2 separate regions of the Homo sapiens genome follow, and region 2 is linked to region 1. A link is an interaction called in ENCODE POLR2A ChIA-PET data of the cell type or tissue named here. Cell type or tissue: IMR-90. All regions are shown on one strand. Each heading gives the region's core, and the rest is flanking DNA. Links, peaks and the distances in the headings are about the cores only.

What was found. ChIA-PET counts read pairs that join two places held together with the same protein. Peaks named below come from ENCODE experiments on the same cell type or tissue, not always from the same donor. Only the 100,000 strongest peaks of a DNase experiment are listed, where the experiment ranks them.
Region 2: POLR2A ChIA-PET joins it to region 1 with 19 read pairs; 3 of 35 experiments call an interaction of 5 or more read pairs at or near these places.

Annotation. Positions count from the first base shown.
Region 1 is chr3:101,185,566-101,193,913 of GRCh38, forward strand. No RefSeq gene overlaps it. Among named protein-coding and RNA genes, the nearest start is that of IMPG2, 130 kb to the right of the region's middle. In IMR-90, for the core only: no CTCF peak of the experiment used is centred there; a DNase peak (open chromatin) is centred at 4,446.
Region 2 is chr3:100,942,061-100,950,408 of GRCh38, forward strand. All of the region lies in intron 1 of ABI3BP (ABI family member 3 binding protein), which reads right to left. Among named protein-coding and RNA genes, the nearest start is that of ABI3BP, 47 kb to the right of the region's middle. In IMR-90, for the core only: no CTCF peak of the experiment used is centred there; no DNase peak of the experiment used is centred there.

The DNA.
Region 1 (8,348 bases), core at 123-8,122:
AGGCAGAAGGAAACCCGGATGATTAAAGGGATGCCCAAATGAGGCATGGCTCTATGGAAATTTGTGGGTGCATTAAAGTAGAACAAGTCAATGCCCATCAGAAGAACTCCCTTCCAGGTTACGAAGGTGACTGGAATCAACAAACAGATATTCCCATGTGCTCCCATGGGCCACCTTGGTCCATGAAATTAGTGGATTTGGGGTTACTGCAGCAGTGTGGAGATGAGCTGCATTAAAACATTGGCCGGCCATAGTGGCTCACGCCTGTAATCTCAGCACTTTGGGATGCCAAGGCAGAAGGACCACTTGAGCTCAGGAGTTTGAGACAAACCTGGGCAACAGGGTGAAACCCTGCTTCTACTAAAAAATACAAAAATTAGCCAGCTGTGGTGGTGCGTGCCTGTAGTACCAACTACTTGAGAGGTTGAGGTGGGAGGATCACCTGAGCCCGGGAGGTCGAGGCTGCAGTGAGCTAAAGTCCTGCCATTACACTTCAGCCTGGGCAATTAGAGTAACATCGTGTCTCAAAAAATATATATATATATATATATATAATATATAATATATATATATAATATATATAAATTCCTTTTGCACTCTCTCAGGCCTGCCAGTAAGAACTGTTCTGTTTCTCTGCAAGAGAGACAGAGACTGCCAATGGCTATGAGGCATATTCACTGGTAGGAAGGCCCTCAACACAGCTGGCACATGAGACTGATGCTGGTTTTCTCTGGGGGCTACAAATGGATCTTGACAGGATTAGACACTGACTTGGGAGTAGGCTTTGCTTACCCAGTAGAAGAAGAAAATGCTTAGAGTGCCATAAAAAAACCACAACAGAAGATAATGCATAGATTTGGGTGGCTAACCATCATTTCTTCAGATCAAGGAACACACTGTACAGCCCATAGTGTCCAACAATGGGCAGAGAGATATATCCTTAGAGTAATCATTTGATGGAGAAGTAGAACAGGCAATTAAGACATTGGTTGTCTAAAAAAGAAAGAGCTAAAAGCAGGAAGGGCTGGCCTACCTGCCTTCACAAGTGTGTGCTCACACTCAGCATGAGTGGGACTAGAGTGTCCCTGCTAGATGTTTTCAGTTTTTCTGGTTGACCTGGGGAAGAGGGGGTGAGAGATACTGGTATGATATGACTATGCAAGTCTTGCCAAGGGAGGAGTACACTGGTATACGGACTATATTTTTTCTTTTTTTCCCCATATCACCTCGTAAGAAATTTTTTTTCTCTCTCCTACCTGATGCAGTGGTCCTAGGACCAAGGGCTGCAACTACAAGTGCTGGAAGCAGGGATGATTCCTAAGCAAGAAATCTTCACTGTGTTTTTAAAGTGTGTCAGAATTCCTAAGGGGCCTGATGGGGGTGGATTGTGCCTTCACCCCACCTGGCAAAATTGGGGTTAAGAATAAATGCAGCTATATTGCCTGGTGGTAAAAATGGCACATTAGTTTGGAACCTATGTAATCCTTCTCGATATGAATGCGGGTGAACTAAGGGAGAGGCACTCGCTAGACTAGTATTGCCGCAGGCAATCTACATCAGCACAGTGGCCAAACCTAATGTCCTTTCCAAAAGTGTCAGAGTTTGGGTCAAAATAAATAATAAATGGGGAACAGGAGGAATAATAGCTGAGGGTAAAGAAATGAATAAACAGTGATAAATGGAGGGAAATCCAATATTACATTAACAACTCTAAAGAGTCTCGGAACAAGAGATGACATTGCCTCGTAGCTCGGTTATTCCAGCTGCCTGAAAGGGAGAAGCTATGTATTTGCCAATACCACTCTTGCTTTTGGAACCTGACAAGGATAAAAGGAAGCCTGAAAATCTAAGTGGCCTCAGCCTGGGAGACATTCATACAATATGATGGACTGGACCACTTATTAATGATTGTGTATCTTTGTTTTGCTATAAGGGATTCATGGTTGGAAAACAGGGAGTGGCCTGTGGTGTCATAATATATATTGGTATTCGCCCATGGTTCCTGGCCTTGTTACAGTTTTTTGTTATAATGTTGGGTGTGTTAGGCCTCAGGGGCAGACCTCCGGCCTTCTCCTGCCCTCTTTTCACTTGCCTCAAGGCAGGACTCTACTCTTTCCATTCTTTCTGATTGTGAGGTTTTGTTTGTCTGTTTCTCTTTTTTTTTTTTTTTTTTTTTTTGTCATCCAGGCTGGGGTGTAATGGCACTGTCTCAGCTCACTGCAACCTCTCCCTCCCAGGTTCAAGCGATTCTCCTGCCTCAGTCTCCCGAGTAGCTGGGATTACAGGTGCCCGCTACCATGCCCGACTAATTTTTGTATTCTTTGTGGAGACAGGGTTTTGCCATCTTGGCCAGGGTGATCTCAAACTCCTGACCTCAGGTGATCCGCCCACCTTAGCCTCCCAAAGTGCTGGAATTACAGGCATGAGCCACCACGCCCAGCCCTGACTGTGAGTCTTAAGATCCTCCCCAGAGAGGAGAGAAGGAGAATTCTTCTAGGAATTCTCTAGGGAGAAGAAATGCTGATGTCATGAAGCATCCATAAAAACCCAGGAGAACTGGATTCTAAGAGCTTCCAGATAGATAAACATACAGAAGTTCTTGGAGGGTGCCATGCCCAGGGAAGGCATGGGAGCTCCTCGCCCCTTCTCTCATACCTCACTCTACACATCTCTTCATCTGTATCCTTTATAATAAACCATTAAACATAAGTGTCGAGAAAAAAGAAAAGAACTTGAGTCACAAAGAGCTTAAGGCAATGCTTCTCAAACTTGAATGTGCATCAGAACCACTTAGGATTCCACAGAAATACAAAAGATCCTCAGAGACTGGTATGAACACCTCTATGAGCACAAACTAGAAAACCTTGAGGAAATGAAAAATTCCTGGAAACACACAACCTCCCAAGACTGAACCAGGAAGATATTGAAACCCTGACCAGACCAATAACAAGTTACAAAATTAAATCAGTAATAAAAAAGTTGCCAACCCAAAAAGCCCTGGTCAAGGCAGATTCGTAGCTGAATTCTACAAGTTGTACAAAGAAGAGCTGGTACCAGTCTTACTGAAATTATTCCAAAAAATTGAGGAGGTAGCCCTCCCTAACTCATTCTATGAGATCATTATCATCTTGATACCAAAATTATTAATCATGTGGAATCTCATCACTTGACTTAAATTTTAATATTCAGTGAGAAAATGCACACAAAGCACTTGTGCTGCTTATTGAAATACTATGTTGTCTTCAAGAAAAGCACTTGTGTGATTGAGTTGTGAGTTGAAGTAGTTGCTTTGTTTCATGGAACACTATATTCATTTTCTATTGCGACTGTAACAAACTGCCACCAAGTTGGTGGCTTAAAACAAAACAAATGTATTATCTTACACTTCTGGAGGTAAGAAATCCAACATGGGTCTCACTGGGCTAAAATCAAGGTGTCAGCAGGACTGTGTTCCTTCTAGAGATTCGGGGGGGAATCAATTTTCCTGCATTTTTCATCTTCTAAAGGCCACCTACATTCCTTGGTGCATGGCCCCTTCCTTTATCTTCAACTTCCTTTATCTTCAAAGCCAGACTCATAGCGTCTTTAAATCTCCTACTGTTCTCTTTGACTCATAAGGACCCTGTTGACTGCAGTGGGCTAAACCAGGTGATTCAAGATAATCTTCCTATCTTAAGATTGTTAACCAAATTACATCTTCAATGCCCCTTTTGCCATGTAAGTGAACATATTAACAGGTTCTAGATTAAAACAGTCATTACTCTGCTTACCACGATCACCACTTTCACATGAAAGAATGAATAACAGACAAACTGGTTATTCAGTTCCGGGTATTTGGCATTTTCTCAAAATAAACAAAGTAAACCTGTAACTTTTAGGAAAACCACCTTTTTTTTTTTTTTTTTTTTTTTTTTTGATACAGGGTCTCACTCTGTCACCCAAGCTGGAGTGCAGTGGTCTGATCTCAGCTCACTACAATCTCCACCACCTGGGTTCAAATGATCCTCCTTCCTCAGCCTCCCAAGTAGCTGGGACTACAGGCATGTGCCATCATGCCTGGCTAATTTTTTTTTTTCAGAGATGGGGTTTCTTCATGTAGCCCAGGCTTATCTTGAACTCTTAGACTCAACAGATCTGCTTGCCTTAGCCTCCCAAAGTGCTGGGATTACAGGCATGAGACTCCACACCTGGCCAGTAAAACCACTTACAGTATTTGTTACCAAAGATAAAACTCAAATTTTCAAACTAAAATTAGAATATTAGAAAACTTGTGTCCACCACAGTGAGCTTGACAGCCTCCCAATGCTTAGACTTCTAATGAGATTAGTAGTGTGATTTCTTTTAGACATTAAATAATGAAATGTGTCCACATTTGGAGGATCTGAGTAGCTAAGTAAACCAATATTTTTCAAATGACCACTGCATGATGTTACAAAATCATGCATGGGTAAGAGATTACTCAGCATGGAAGACGGACCAATGGGTTAAAATGTAATAGAGTATGCAAAGTTCATGATATGGTTTTAGACTCCACATCGCAATCAACCTTAAAGAAACTACCACTTGTTAAATTTTGATGTAGTATTTCAAAAGACTACTCACAATTATCTGAAAAGGCTATAAAAATACAATTCCTTTTCCAACTGTCTATCTGTATCAGGCCAGATTTAGTCTGGATACCTTAATTTTTAAAATCATAACAAATTGAATGCAGAATAAAGTAAGAATCCAGCTATCATTTTGTAAGTCAAACATTAAAGATATTTGCAAAAATGAAAAACAATGCCACTCTTCTCTCTCACTTTCTTTGAGGAAATCTAGTTATTTTTTATTTAAGAAATTAATTATGTTAACACATAATGTGTTTATTATTATTTTAAAGGAGTAAATAAAGTTTTTGTAATTTCTCAGTTTTAATTTCTAATATGGTAAATATTGATAGCTATAACTCACATAAACAAAAGCTCTTCAAAGCCTTCAATAATTTTTAAGACTGTGAAGCCGACCTGAGACCAAGTACCACTAGTCTACCCTTTGGCCACCAGAGCAGGGAACAGAACTAAAGAGGTAACAAGGATGAGCTCAGCCACAGTAACCCTAATAATGGTGTCAAGTGACCCTGAAAAATGCAATCTGAATAATCTTTTCAATGCCCTCTTCCCAGGGAGAGGAGGTCCCAGCACTAAGGCAGCTGAGATGAGGTTTGGAGGAGGTAAAGAGGTACAGTCAGGACCCTTCAAACCCTGGGAGAGCCCATCACATGTCCCATGAGAGCACCAGCACTTTTGACACTTACCACACAGACGGCATCAGTTAGCTGTTCAGGGTTAGCTAAAAAAGCAAGGACAACCAATAAAGTGCAACATTTGTCTCTTTTCCTCTCTCTTATCAAGGCTCAAACCAAATGAGAAGCTAGAGACTTAGAAGAAGAGGGAGAATTCCAGAGGAAGATCACATACTCCCACAGTGAGGGGGGCACAAGACTGAAAGAGAAAACCAAGACCTACCCCTCCCACATCAAGTCCCTCTAGCTACAAATCTGGTTGGTAATGAAAACGACTGAAACTTTAAAATTGGAACTTTAAATTCAATAGATCCTCACTAACCAAAGGATCTGGAAAGCTACTGAATCCATCCATGATATCATAAGGAATCTGCTTTAAGTGGGTGGAAAATTAAGGAACAGTCCCCAAGATCACCCTCATTTCTGGCACCAATTGTAAGTTCAAGGGTTCCCAAGACCACCCTCAGATTTGGTAACTTGCTAGGACTCACAGAACCCACTGAAATCTGTCATACACATGATTATGGTTTATTACAGTGACATGATACAGATTAAAATCAGCCAAGAGAAGAGAGGCATGGGACAGAGTCCAGGAAAGTTCCACTCATGCAGCTTCCAGCTGTCCTCTCCCAGTGCAGTCGCAGACAGCATTAACTTGCCCAGCAACAAAATGGGACGATGCACACTGAGTACTGCCAACCATGGAAGCTCACCCCAGCCTCCGTGTCCAGAGTCTTTATTGAGGCTCTAATGTATACAAGATAACTGCTCACATAACCAGTAACACATGACCAAAAGCCCCCACCTTAATCACACTGTTAGACTATCCAGTGTGGACCAAGGCCCCCAGGTAAACAAAGACATTTTTAGCAGCAGGACATTTCAGGGACTCAGAGAATTCCTCCCAGGAATCAGTGCAAAGACCAGATCTCTCTTTAGGTTAGTTTTATTACATTATTATTATCATTATTATTACTATTGAGACTGAATCTTGCTCCGTCACGCAGGCTGAAGTGGCAGTGACAGCTCATAACTCGCTGTAACCTCAAACTCCTGAACTCAAGCAATCCTCAGCCTTAGCCTCCAGAAAGTCAAATTCTTTGCTACATAGTGGAGAAGGGAGATCCAACTTAATGAAGCTAGTGGTAATGACTGGCAAAAAGTAAAACAACTTCATGTTTGTGCTTCGTCCACTGACCACAACACATAGTCTTTACCCTTCTTCCTTGTAACCTAACTTCCCTCCCTTGAGCCTCGGTCGGCACTGGCCTGAGTGCCTGTGCATTAGTATAGCCTGTGCATTGGTATAACCTACACATATGCCTCCCATCTGAGAATGGAAAACACCAACTAGTCTAGGCAGAATCAGGCAGGAGTTTATGCAAAACCCCTTATGATAAAATTCCAACATGACACCCACTCATTTTGATTAACAAACTCTTCTTAAAATATATCAGGAAAGTTAGGATTTTGGTATATGTTATTCAAGCTTCTGTCATTAGTTTTATCTTACTGTTTTTCATCCTGAAAGCTGGATTAAAACAGTTGTTTGTAGGAAATAGAAACTAAAATATCATGAATCACAGAAGGTTTCTCCAAGCAGGCGAGTCTTTGAAGCCACTTCTGTTGCTGGCTTTTCTTACATATATATAATAGTGTCCAAAGCTCCTGGAATCTCTCAAGAGCTACCCAGAAAAAAAATCTTCTCAAGTGATAATCATTTAGTAGTGTCTGCCTGGATCAACAAATTTAGGAAGATTCTGAAGCCTTACCTGCGCTCTGCTTGAAAACGTGTGGTAATGCATTAGTAGGGTCAGTCTTGGCCACTGGAGAGGATGATAGCATTAGTACCTTCTAGTTCTCATTCTGATCTAATATTTAACCTCGGGCCCTGACACTGCTCTTGGGGAAGCTGGGTCACTTGCAAATCCTTCAGTTAAAATCCGTGGTTCTTCATCCTTGCCCACTCACTGGCCAATCCAGCCTTCCCATCTGTTTCTCTCCTGGTGATGTTTCACTCCTAGTGATCCAAAGACTATACACCATCCATCAAGCACCACTGGCTCTGAGGTCAAGCGTAACAATTGCTCCATCACAGTTGTGCTTTGGGCCAGTTCCTCAGCATGTTCTGAATACCCTGACCCAGAAAGGAGAGGGCAGAAGTAGGACTTAATTTCTCCAGAGCAGTGCTGTGCAAGCATCTCCACCCCTAGTGACCCAGGAGCATCCATTTTTACCTTCAAGGTTCTGAGCATATTGCTACCAGCAGCATCATTTGTGTGTTTACTATGTGCTAAACATAGTAAACATTAAGTACCTTTAATGCTCACATCAACTCTATAAGTTACATATTAACATCAGCTCCACTTTATAGAAAAAGAAACTGAGGGATAAAAGGATTTAAAAATTTGTCCAAAGCCAAGTGAAGTTTTTGTGGTTCACCTGAGTCCAGAGATTGTACTTTAAATATTACATTATATTGCTCACATCTTGCAAAAAAAAAAGTCATGCACAGTAGTGTTCTGTGTTTAAAAATAATTCAGATTTCATATTCTATTCTATAATAAATCTGGGTGTGTTTTAATATAAAAATTATATTACATCTCATACACTGCGGTAAAGTTGATACTCCCACAAAAGAAGACATGTTTATCCTGAGGCTTGATGTTCCCCTTGGGGCACAAGTACACTGAGAGAGAAACAGCACCAAGGCATTGGATTTTGTTCTACCTAATGATAAAATCTGTAAACTCAGAAAGCTTATGTTATCCTCCATACATCCTTGCTACATGTGAGACTATGAACAACGGGCTGGGAGCTCAAAGAGAAAGAATGGCTAGAATACTCTAGGCAAAAAGAAAAAGAGGAATATTTTAGTTTGAATAATAAATATGCAAGTTGAAAACATTTGAAAATTACCCCACTTCTTACTTTTATAGAGAAAACAGAGGACATAATCATCATTCACCATAAGGAGCTCATTAAATATGGTCCTATATAAATGATCGTGAAGGTAGTTACTTTTTGAAAAGCTACAGGCTCCACTTTTTCCACAGCCCAAGAC
Region 2 (8,348 bases), core at 148-8,147, 240 kb before region 1:
TTACCTTGGGACAAATATATTTTTACTTATCTGCTTTTTATTTTATTCCTTTCATTAACTACTGGGTAGTAGGCATTAGTGACACAAATTTGAATATGATATGTCTGATGGCAAAGACTGGACATTCTAGTACATTGGGTAGATGAATAAGTCAGTTGTTTCAGTGCAGCATGATTAGCAGAATTAGTAAAATAACGCTACAATTGAGGGATTCTGAACCTGATATAAAAGGGGTGGAAGAAAGAATATATATAGAAAACGTCCCTTTAGTTTTGTTTAATTAGTCACAAAAGTAGTTTTTATCCCATGAGGATAGATATACCAAAAGCAGGTAGGGAAGAAAGGAGAAAAATACAAGGTGTCAAAATTTATTTTGTAATACTTTTTCTGTACCACTTTGGAAAAATGGTAGATTCTTAGTCATTATTGTTTTTTAATACATAGAAAAGTAACCCGATAGGCTAAGGAATTTAACAAGACTCATTTCCCTTCTTTTTGTTCTTTGCTTATTTTCATGAAAATTCATGGAGATGATTTGCTTACATTCTGTTGCCCTTTAAAGTAAGAAGTGGTAGTATTAAGTGCTCTTGATGGAAGATGGGCTAGGCTCAATTCCAGGGCTCTGAAAGTATGGTCTCCAGATTAGACAATCAACATCATCTGGGAACTTGTGAGACCCCATCCCAGACCTATTGAATTAGAAACTCTGGGGGCAGCAATCTGTATTTCGACAAGCTGTATGGATATTCTGGTGAATACTCAAGTTTGAGAGCCATTACTCTTTTAAAATTCAGTGCATCGACAATAAAATTAATGGGCCCAATGTCATTTGAAAGACATTTACAGATATTCAACACAGTATGGAGAAAAGAAACTTCACTGTTAAATTTCCTATCATGAGACTTTTACACATATTTTGGTCTGTGAACAAATTCTGTTAATTAGGGTTTCTGAGAACTATTTCTGGAGACACATAAGGTAAAATGTTATGTTTGGAATACTACTAACTTCTGAATGTCAGTTATGTGTCTTTAAATCTAACCAATATATTTAGAGATTTAAAATCAAAGATGAGTTATTTTCCAAATTTTATTATAAAAAATTTTAAACATACAAAAACTTGAATTGTGTAGAGCATATCCATAAGGCAGCAACCAAAAGTCAATGATTCCTGTCTTACTCATTTATCATGTACATTTCCGTCTCTCCATCCCTCTGTCCATCATTCATTCCATCTTAATTTTTAATTAATTTCCATGTCAACTGAATTTCAGTACTCTTCACCCCCAAACACTTCAGTATGCATGCCATTAACTAAAGTTTAATATTTATTTATATTTTTCTTTTGAGATAAAATTTAGGTACAATGAAATACATAAATCTTAACTATACATTACTGTTTTCCCCAAATGCCATACATCTGTGTAACCCAAACCTTTATCAAGATTTATAATATCATCATCAACCCAGAAAATTTCCTCATGCCCCTTCCCAGTTCATTCCCACCACATCCTCCCAGGGACTATTGTTCTTAATTTTACTATCATAGATTAGTTTGCCTGTTCTAGACTCTTCGATTAAATAAAATCACACAGTATGTAGTCTTTCATGTAAGGTCTCTTGCACTTAAAATGTCTTGATGATATATCAGTTTTGTTGCATGCATCAGTAGCTTTTTGTTGTTATTGTCACAGTAGTATTCAGATAGTTATTAAAGCCAACATTTTTACATCTTCCAGTTGTCTTCATAATCAGCCTCTTTTGATTGTACTATTTTTAAAATGTTTGATTATATGATGATAAAATTTTTTCCAAGAAAAAGTGAAATTATATATGTATATTTCTAATTTTCCAGATTATTTACTTATAATGCTATTTACCAGGGAAACAAAACTATCAACTCTTCTATTTATAATAGACAATTACTACACTTAACTAACTTCTTAGTAGTAAGCGCAGATAAAACCATATAATGACTTCATCTTCACTGAAAAGCTAAATACTGGACACTGATACTCAAGGTCTCTGACACCTTTCCCTCTCACTCCCAGCTGAGAGAATGCCAGGCATGAGCCTCTTTTGACAATTAAGTGTAATATTGACTTTCTTATGTCAAAGAATGATTTTCATGAAGATGAAAGTAGATAAGTTTAACTGTTTTTAATTTTTAAAAATCCTGTCCTTACAATTCTCAGAGTGATCAGGTATCAAAAAATAGAAAATATATCATTTAAATTAATATTACTCTGAGTAATTTTCCAAAAGGACTCATACTTCTTTTTCTTTTCTTCTCTTGATAACTCCAGTTTGGGCACTCATTAAATTCCATTGGCCAAATAGAGGTTAAGTTTAATCAGAGTGATTATTTACAGGACAAAGCAGAAAATGTTACTTCTACCAATATTAAAACATCCTGCATGTACAAGATTACATATTTCTATTGCAAAACACTGTTCCAGGGAGCAAATTGAAAATACTCTTGATAAAAAATGAAAATCTTGCCATCTTGCAAAAACATTGTCAAAAAATCACACAGCTTTCTTAAATAAATCTGATTTTTTAAAGTTTTGCAAATAAAAAACATGAGATGAAACTGGAACCAATGGTTTTATCTGCCATCTTTGCTTAGACATTTGGCATCTTCATGAATTGTTTGTAATTTATTTAGTTCATAAATACCCAGTACTGATGGTATATACTTGTTCATTTGGAGATTTCACAGCATCAAAAGTCTTCTAAAGACTGCAGGGAAATGGCTAAACTTATCCTGAGAATATGGCCAAGTGGCCTCATATACTAAGGCTGAGTGGCCATGAGATGTCAGGAGGCTCTAAGAAAGGCCATTTGCTCTCAACTCCACTGTGGGCATCTCATATTATTAATAACATGTTGTGGAAGAAGCAGGAGGGGTTCTGAGATCAACTTGGCTTTTAATTGTGTTTGACTTTAGGTCGGCTGTCTTCTCTAAGCCTCATTTTTCTCCTCTGTAAAATATTTTGAGGAATCTCAAATTCATTCTCAATCTAATACTCAAAAGTGTCTCTAACATCTCATCCAGAAAAAATACTATCTTCCTACTAAAGTGCAAGAAAATCCAAATAAATCAGAAAATAATTTTTTAAGGAAACACTAATAATTTCCAGATAATTTTTTCACAGGTCTCCCCAATTGTACTTCAAATATATAAAAAAAGGAACAAATATTTTCACGAGCATATGGAAGAAATATATGTGACTGTCACATATAATTTTTAACAGCTCTAGTGAGATATAATTCATATATCATAAAATTCTCCCATTTTAAGTATACAGCTCAATGATTTTATAGCTCAAACTCACAGAAGTTGCTAAATTTATGTAATTTACTAAATCTATCATAATCTATATTCAGAACATTTCCATTACTCTAAAACATTCCATTTTACCCATTAATAGTAAATCTCTCTGTTCCCACCCTTAGCTCTAGGCAACCACTGGTCTACTTTCTGCTTTTCTGGTAATTAAATATAAATGGACTTACATGACATGTTCTCTTCACACCTGGCTTCTTTCATTCAGCATCATTTTTATGAGACTCATCCATCCATGCTGTATCACTAGTTCAGTCCTTTTATTTGCTAAATAGAATTTTATGAATATATTACATTTTATTTATTCAATCCAAATATTCATCAAATATTTGGATTGTTTCCAGTTTTAGCTATGAATAGTGCTGCTATAAAATTTCATGTACAAGTCTTTGTGTGAACATATATTTTTAGTTTTGGGAGGTAAATATGTAGGTGTAAAATTGTTCAGTCATACGGTAAGTTAATGCATAATTTATTAAGAAACTCCCAAACTTTTCCAGTTTTATATGAATTGCTAAGATTGTGAATATTTCTCTTGCTTGAGGACCACTCCAAATTGTGATCATCCAGAAAATGAGCTGTCTTGTTTTATCAATGTCACTAAATATACGTTAGATAATAAAATTAATTATTTTAAGCCCTGGGATTTCTATCTTTAGTCATTAAGGAAGATGAGATTGGCCGAACATGGTGGCTCATGCCTGCAATCCCAGCACTTTGGGAGGACAAGGTGGGCAGATCACCTGAGGTCAGGCATTCGAGACCAGCCTGGGCAACATGGTGAAACCCTGTCTCTACTAAAAATGCAAAAATTAGTCAAGCATAGTGACATGCGCCTGTAATCACAGCTACTCAGGAAGCTGAGGCAGGAGAATTGCTTGAACCTGGGAGGCAGAGGCTGAGGTGAGCCAAATCATGCCACACATTCCAGCTTGGGTGACAGAGCAAGACTCTATCTCAAAAAAAAAAAAAAAAAAGATGAGATCACTTATTTTGTTATAATAATTATTGTGATTCCAAATTTATCCAGAAAACAAGAAATACACTTTTTGCAAAACAATACAATGACCATTGACATTGTTAGAAATGAGTTTGAAGGCTGGGTGTGGTGGCTCACACCTGTAATTCCAGCACTTTGGGAGGCCGAGGTGGGCAGATCACCAGAGATCGGGAGTTTGAGACCAGCCTGACCAACATGGAGAAACCCTATCTCTACTAAAAATACCAAATTAACTGGGCGTGGTGGTGCATGCCTGTAATCTCAGCTACTTGGGAGGCTAAGGCAGGAGAATCACTTGAACCCAGGAGGCAGAGGTTGCGGTGAGCCCAGATCGTGCCATTGCACTCCAGCCTGGGCAACAAGAGTGAAACTCCGTTTCAAAAAAAAAAAAAAAGAAAAGAAATGAGTTTGAATTTGAAGCAGAATAAATTACTGAGTTGTCTTTCAATCTCCAGTCATTCCAGTTTTAAGAATAGTTTAGGCTATACTAATTATGTGAATATTTGTTCACCATGAAATTAATCAGTTCTGAAGACATTAACTTTATTTGTACTTAAAATTAAAATGAAATTACGTGTACATTTTGCTTTGTAACCAAATGCTTCAGTTGGGTTTTTCTATGAAAATAAATAGCTATCTTTCCTGACTAGGGAATTATTACTATTTTGACAATATTTGTCATTTTTATGGTAATAATTAAAACATTTTGAGTCTAAAATGTTTTTCAATATTAATAAAATATTGAAATTTTGAACTATGCACATACCTGATATATCTCATTAATAACATCTCTGATGGTTTGCTATTAATGTCGTATTTGAGCTTTACTAGGTGAGAAAAAGAAAGTCAAAGTGGCTTGGCATCATTGCCTACTAGGCTGACATTATTAAAATTTCCTCATCTAGTGGGTGTGGCCCAAGCTTAAGACTAGGTGCTTAAAATAGAATTTTATAACATTTAGCCAATGTTCGCAAAATCTAACTGAATGAATCCGTTTGAAAAAAAATCTTCCTGACTTTAAATTGCAGAAATAAGAAGGAAGGCTGTCTCACAACTTTTTATCAGGCAAATTTTTTTTTCTTGTATTTTAAACCTAGGAGCTACAATGAATTTCCTCACTTCACTCAAAACTCTGAACTTGGAAGTGAAGAGATGTGATTGTCCTTTGAGTAGTCCAAATACTGCCTATGGGGAATTGTTCCTTAGACACTGCAAATATGAATATAGTAATTCCCACTGGTTATACTATTCCCCAGTGTGAAATAAATTAATTTAAATGGTAAGAAAGAGAGGCCAGGAGACAGAATAAGGGAATGGAGTAAGTTGAAGTTGAGATAGTAAACTGTTAGGTAGCAAAAACTATGAAGCTGAGAAAAAAAAAGATAAAGAGTGGCGGATAAGGCACTTTATTGGTAGCAGGAAATAGACCCAAGGGAACACTAGAGGGAAAATCAAAGATTGCGGGACTGAGGTGCCCAAACCTTCAATAGCTCCATAACTGCTGTGATCTGAAGAGGTAACACATTTAATGAATGGGTAGCAATGAGTCAGCCAACGTTTAAGTGTGCATATTGGGTGAAGAGGGAGGGCAGGAACAGCATTCTCAGACATAAGGAATAGCATGAGCAAAGGTGCTGAGGGAGGAAGTAGATGATGGATTTAAAGATCCTAAACAAAGACAGTCTGGTGGGATATAATGGGTTAAGGAGTATGCAGGGAAGCTATAGAGGACAGAGGGCCCTGGTAGAATACATTAAAATATGTGTTAGAAGCAAAGCTAAATTGTTTTTCCCTATGAAGCTACACACAAGCCAAACTTCTGAGAAATGAATAATACAAAATTCAAATCTTAGATGATTAAAAATAAGTCCACATGATAGAAAAGTTGCCTCACAAGTTCTTAGCAACAAGCAGCTCAAATGCTCAGAACAAGATTTGATTTCAGTAGAAAAAAATGCTATTTTAAAAATGAAAAGTGCCAAACATATTTTACAACTAGATTATAGTTTAAATGGAATTCGATCCATACAAGTCCTTACTGCAAACAGAATGTGTTACTAAAATCAGTTGTTATTAATTCTGTTTTTAGCCAAAAGCTTGATGAAAACAAAGCAATTGCAGTTTAATTGCCGCAATTGGCAGAGACAGCCTGAGAATTAAACTGCTTACAACTTACTATATGAATACTTCTGTCTTTCCCAAATCACTCATTTCACTTCCCTCCCAGGCTGGTGGCACATTTTCATCTCCCTTTCCTCTACCCCAATAATAGTCCCTGCATTCACTTTTTAACTTAAAAAATTATACAAATAATACTGGTTGAGTATCCTTTATCCTAAATGTTTGGGACCAGACATTTTTCAAATTTCAGAATTTTTTAGGATTTTGGAATATTTGCATTATACTGGTTGAGCATCACAAATCCAAACATTCAAAATCCAAAATGCTCTAATGAGCATTTCCTTTGAGCATTTGGGATACTCAACTTGTACACATTCATTTTAATAAGAAATTTAAGAGAGTTGGAAAAGAGAATATTTTTAAAAAATTATTCATTTAATATGCAGATAAATCTTCTGTAAACATTTTTATATGTTCTTCCAGATAGTTTTTCCTGGGAATAATATATTACAGTCTACAAAAATAAGGTTATACTCCAAGTGCTGTTCCATAACCTGCATTTTCTTCAATATAAATATAGCTTTATATCTTTATTTTTAATGACACTACTGTCTTTCAATTAATTCATTGGGAATTTTCTTTGATAGTAGGTAAACTGACCCTATATCATCTCAGTGAGTTGGCACAGTTTAACGATCATCTCAATAAATTCACAATTGAAGTTTTTATTTATTTATTTATTGTTGAGACAGACTCTCGCTCTGTCACAGGCTGGAGTGCAGTGGTGCGATCTTGGCTCACTGCAGCTTCTGCCTTACAGGCTCAAGCAATTCTCGTGCCTCAGTCTCCCAAGTAGCTAGGACTACAGGTGTACAACACCATGCATGGCTCTTTGTTGTTGTCGTTGTTATTTTTAGTAGAAATGGAGTTTCGCCACGTTGATCAGGCTGGTCTCGAACACTTGGCATCAAGGGATCTGCCCACCTTGGCCTCAAAAGTTGCTGGGATTACAGGCATGAGCCACCTTGCCTGGCCAACAATTGAATTTATTTTGGTGAAATTTGGTATTCGTTTTTGGGATAAGGTATTGATCTTATAAAGTTCGAGCTCAGTTTTTTAAAATCACATTTGAGATCTGTTACATTGAATCCATATGACAATTAGATAAGCTCATTGTATTGTTTGTGAGATCATTGCTAAAATTTGTGGCTATGGAAGCACTGATATTTCCATGATCTTGAGATTCCTCATCTGATCCTGTAAGGAGTGGCGTTTTGAAGAAGGAGGACTGTATAGTGGAACATAATGGGCCACACACAGGGTTTGGAGTTGGAAAACCTGTGTTCAAGTCCCAAATTAAACCCACAATTGCCCTTTTGTTCAACTGTTATATGGATAATTTATTTACTATCCAAATGTCACCTTTTCTCCTGTAAAGTAGTATTAATCATAGAACTCTCTCAGAATTGATGGGAAGATTAAGTAAAACAGATTGTGAAAAGCAGTTCCTGAACTGTGCAGCTCAGTAAGGGTTGTTTTTGATCTGACTTTATCCTTGGGTTCTTTTTCATTTCAGTGTACTTTGAATTTTTAACATTCCTTGTCTTCCAACCAAAAATTCATTCTATATAGATGCTGTTTATATCCAGACTATAAGCTATATAAGGATACTGTCCCTAGCACGGTGCCTGGCAGAGAAAGGATATTCAATTAATATGTTTTGAATGAATGAACAAACACATACAATAGTTTTTTAAAATGGAAAATATTATGCTTGATAGGAATTAATACTATAATAAACAAATGAGTCTCTTCAAAAAAACTGTACTGTACTGGAGGATGTAGACTTGTAAGTTATTACTCAATGCACTCAACAAA